Regions from separate parts of the Homo sapiens genome. Here region 2 is linked to region 1. The links are chromatin loops, found by intact Hi-C in ENCODE. Cell type or tissue: K562. All regions are shown on one strand. Region 1 overlaps IQCH (IQ motif containing H). Region 2 overlaps IQCH (IQ motif containing H).

What was found. Hi-C counts contacts between places; a loop is a spot of excess contacts. Peaks named below come from ENCODE experiments on the same cell type or tissue, not always from the same donor. Only the 100,000 strongest peaks of a DNase experiment are listed, where the experiment ranks them.
Region 2: a loop joins it to region 1, with 2.9 times the contacts of the local background. A loop is called at or near these places in 5 of 110 quality-filtered maps.

The regions. Positions count from the first base shown.
Region 1 is chr15:67,302,853-67,305,352 of GRCh38, reverse strand. The region is part of intron 4 of IQCH (IQ motif containing H); the gene reads right to left. Among named protein-coding and RNA genes, the nearest start is that of IQCH, 49 kb to the right of the region's middle. In K562, a CTCF peak has its summit at 1,400; a DNase peak (open chromatin) is centred at 1,402.
Region 2 is chr15:67,432,721-67,435,220 of GRCh38, reverse strand. All of the region lies in intron 16 of IQCH (IQ motif containing H), which reads right to left. All of the region lies in intron 3 of IQCH-AS1 (IQCH antisense RNA 1), which reads left to right. Among named protein-coding and RNA genes, the nearest start is that of C15orf61, 87 kb to the left of the region's middle. In K562, a CTCF peak has its summit at 1,531; a DNase peak (open chromatin) is centred at 1,530.

The DNA of each region.
Region 1 (2,500 bases):
AGGGTTACACGAATGAAGTAGGCAGTTGAAAATGTCTGTGTAGGAAATTTGGAAGATTAACCTAAGAGACTATTATGCTAGTTAGAAATGGCTTTGCAATTTAATCCTAACATTAATCTTGTTTTTAGTTTTGATTTCACCAAGGCATACATTTAAGAGCTTTTGAAAGAAGCCAAAGGTTAAAAATGTATTTAAAAAAATAGAGATGTTACCTCAGTAATTGTTTTCAGTGTTAGAAATGATCTCAAATTAAATAATTTCCCAGCTAAAATGAAGCACTACTCTTAATTCTCCTAAGAAAACTCCACAACATAGAGTACAATCCTTGCTTTAGGACAAGGTAGCATCTAGTCAATGGCAAAAATGGCATTGACTCTGAGATCTCTTACTGCAGATCTACATTTGACTATTTTTCCCTCTCACTATTTTGCTGACATAAAGGCTTAGTCCCTGCTTGCCTCAGATTTAGAATAATATTCTCAAATATTTGCATATTATGACAGTATACACAATGGAAGAGGATTCTGTGCTGTTGTTTTATTTGGATTTTTCTAGTGGTAAGCCTACTATCAAAGAAATACAATATTTAAAATTTCTCTATTAATTCTTTTTGCTGGTAAATTATTTCCTCGTTAAAATTATGGTACTAGATTATTTAGGAATATCAAATAAAATAGAGAAATCTGAATGAGCTACAAATAAGTCTTCAAAAACAGGCTTACATTTTCTTAATCATTGCTAATTATAAACAGAATGAGAGCCATTTCATCTCCAAAAAATTCCAAAGACAAAAGGATCACAATCTTTACTTAACATCTACATTACATCTTACACTACTAATAAATGACTTTTATTTCTTAAAAAAATAAGAGCTCATTAAAACAACTCATTACTTACACATGCTTTTCTCTGATTAATATATGGCAAACTGATTCCATAGTTCGCATTTACAGCAGCTCTGTGGTGGATGTTTTCAGGATCCTGCAAGATTTTTACATTCAACCCTATCTTTCGCTGAAACAAAGAAACAATGAAACTTTCATGCTGGATGAACAAAAATGCTTACTAACATTTTATATCCTCAAAGGAGTTTAAAGTTCTTTGGAAATAATTATTTTAATGAAATTCTCACTGGAAAAAAATATATTTGGATCTTTTATTTAGGCTGCTAATCAGTCCCTTTTATTCACAGAAAAGGAACTTTGTGTAGATTTTCCTCCGTGTATCCCATTGCTCCCACAAATACATCCTCAGACACATTTTCTTAAAAATAATGCTGGAAGCCAACCAAGGTGGGCAAAGGACTAGATAGAATACCTGGTCTTAATTTCTTTTTAGCTTTCCAGGTCAAGGATTTTGTCAATGAAATCTATACTACAAATACACAGGTAGAGGGCTCCCTTGGTCTGTTAATGTGGCCACTTTCCTCTAGGGACATTTACAGGTAAATCTCAGTTTGGGCCTGGTAAATTTACCACAACAAATTTATCTACTCCTTCACAGAGATTCTCTTATCTGTAAGAATAATTTATGCTTTCATTAGAAAAAAATAAAAGCCTCTTGTCTGAACCACTTATTCCTCATTTTAAATAATTCAAATTAGTTATTGTTGACATGCTTGATAAACCATGAGAGTGGGCCACATAGTGGTGGTGGCAAGGGGCACTAGATAGTTGTCAGGACACCTAGGTGCCAGCTCTCCTCTCGACTGCTGTGTGTGACCTTGGGTAAGTCACTTCACCTCTATGGAAGTCAGTTTCTCTATTCACAAAATGCATGTTAGACTTAATGGTCTCTTGAGGAACCATGCCCAAGCTTTGGGATTCTATGATTTGAGGCTAAAAAATAATTTGGCACGTAGGGAATATGGTATTACTAATAATTTCTAGTCTTTTGTGATTTTAAAAATTGTAATATAATGCATATACCATAAAATTCACCCCTTTAAAGTGTACAATTCAGTGGTTTTCAGTATATTCACAACCATCACCACTATCTAATTCCAGAACATGTGCATCCCCCGAAAATGAGACCTCATACCCATTAGCAATTGCTCCCCATTCCCTCTTCCCACTAGTTCCAGGCAACCAGTAATCTACTTTCTGTCTCTCCTGATGTATCTATTCTGGACATTTCATAAAAATGGAGTCAAAATATGTAGGCTTCGCAACTTTTTAAAAAGGAGGTTAGAAGTATTGTGAGCAACCTAACTGTTTTCCTTTCAATTAAGTGTCTTAGTTTTGAGGGTGATCTGATGCAGTTGTTAAAATGTTGTAGGAATTGGACAGATTTGTTCATGATCCATCTATTTCTTTGACATAAGCATTTATAAAGGGTCTGTGCCTAAGGTCAAAGTGAAGAAGGCTACAAAAATATCTACAGAATGTATGCTAGATAAGCATAGATACGTTTAGGTAAGGTCTTTAACAGATATCCCAAATCTTCCTTTTACTTTTTAATAGCATGGTTTTTTGTTGTTGTTGTTGTTGTTGTTTTGAGA
Region 2 (2,500 bases), 130 kb before region 1:
ATCAAACCCACAGTGAGATATCACTTCACACCTCTTCAGATGGCTATTATCAAAAAGACAAAAGAAGGCTGGGTGCAGTGGCTCACATCTGTAATGCCAGCACTTTGGGAGGCAGAGGCGGGTGGATCACGAGGTCAGGAGTTCGAGACCACCCTGGCTAACATGGTGAAACCCCATCTCTACTAAAAATACAAAAATTAGCTTAAAAAAATTAAAAAAAATTAAAAAAAAAACAAAGATACAAAATACAAAAATACAAAAAAATTAAAAAAAAATACAAAAATACAGGCGTGGTGACGCGCTTGTAGTCCCAGCTACTCAGTAGGTGAGGCAGGAGAATCGCTAAACCCTAGAGGCAGAGGTTGCAGTGAGCCACGCCACTGCACTCTGGCCTGGGCAACAGAGTCAGACTCCGTCTCAAAAAAAAAAAAAAAAGAAAAGAAAAGAAAAGACAAAAGATAAGTATTGGTGAGAATGTGGAGAAAGGGAACCCTTATACACTGTTAGTGGGAATGTAAATTAGTACAGCCACTGTGGAAAACTGTATGGAGGTTCCTCAAAAACTTAAACACAGAACTACCATATGATCCACCAATCCCACTTCTGAGTGCGTAGCCAAAGAAAATAAAATCTTGAAGAGATATCTGCACTGCCGTGTCCATTGCAGCATTATTCATAATAGCCAAGACGTGGAAACAACCTAAGTGTCAGTTGATGACAGATGAAAGGATGAAGAAATTGTGGTGTGTGTGTATATATGTATGCATGTATATACACATTGGAATATTATTTAGCCTTAAAAAAGAAGGAAATTCTGTCATTCATGACAATATGAATGAACCTGGAGGATAATATGCTAAGTGAAATAAGCCAGACACAGAAAGACAAATACTGCATGATCTCACTTACATGTGGAATCCAAAAAAGTCAAACTTATAGCAACAGAAAGTAGATGAGTGATTACCAGGGGTCGGAAGGTGGGGGAAATGGGGAGATGCTGGTTAAAGTGTACAAACCTTCAGTTATAAGATGAATGAATTCTGGAGACCTAACGTATAGCATGGTGACTATAGTTAATAACCACATATTATATACCTGAAATTTGCTAAGAGAGTAGATCTTAACTTCTGACCACACACACACACACATCCAAGTGAGATGATGGATATGTTAATTAGCTTGATTGTGGTAATCATTTCACAAGGTATATTATATTGAAATATCATGTTGTACACCTTAAATAAAAATACTTTTTTTGGGTTAGTTATACCTCAATAAAGCTGGGATCGGAGAAGGACAATTTTGTAAGAGAAAATTTATCACATAAAAAGTCTTGACCACAGGTGACAGCTGGAACTAGAAACAACTTTCAGCTTTGTTTTGGGATGCTGGGGCAAGCTATAAATGCTCATAGGTGAAGAATCTTATGGTCTTTCTTGGCATTAGTAGGGAGCCTTTTCCTTTTTTCCTACCTCCTGCCCTCCTGAGTCCTGCAGAAATGTAGTACCTGCTGGAGACAGCAGGGTGCAGTGTGAGTGTCCAGATTTTCCTCGCCCTGGCCATGTTTCTGGTGATTCAAGTTAAAGATCCCTAAGTGCAGAGAGGTGTCTTGGTTTCATTTGAAAGGAAGCAAAGAGCTCCATGATGAGAATGGGCATCTTTTGAGGAAGTCCTGGGGGAACAGCTGATGTAAACAGAGGAATTAGGTCCGTTATATGCAGATCAACCAAAATCCTACCCAAGAGCTGATATTTAGGCTTGGGTTCAATATTTCTCAGTGTGAAGGTTTACAGTGTAAGGGGGGTTAACCAAACATTTAAGGACAGTCACAAATGGTAATATATACATAGCAAAGTTGGCCACTAGTTTACCTGCACTATCAGTGTTAAGAAACAGAATTGTAATTTTCACTGGAAAAATTTGTCATCATTGCCCATGTGCTTATTGTAGAAGTCATCATCATTGCCATCATCATTACTATTACTTGCATATTATAGGTCTCTTTCATTGACACAAAGATACAGCCCTTTTAAAGGGAGAAGGTCTTTTACTTTAATGCTTCCAAGTCCTTTGGGATGTATTTTCCCTTCACTAGGCATTAACTTGTGATTAACAATCTGCCCACTATAGCACTTTAAAACACTGAATAATAGGTACTTCTGTTAATACCAAAGGCGTATTACATTTTAATTTAGATATACTCTGTTAGCCTTCTTCCATATAAATAAAATACTTTCCCTAAAGAGAAAAAGTAAATCTCATTGAGCTTCCTTGGTGAATACCTTGTATATCTTGAAAACAGAGATAGGGGAGATCTTGCAAATGAGAGTACTAGAGGGGGATTTAGAGAAGTATTCATTCATTCATTAAATAAATATTTATTGAACATCTATTATATGCTAGACAGGGTGCTAGGTGCTGGGTATACAGCAGTGAACAAGAAGGAATTATGATATTTCTGTAGACTTTGGTTTTTCCATTCTCTGAAATAAATGTATTC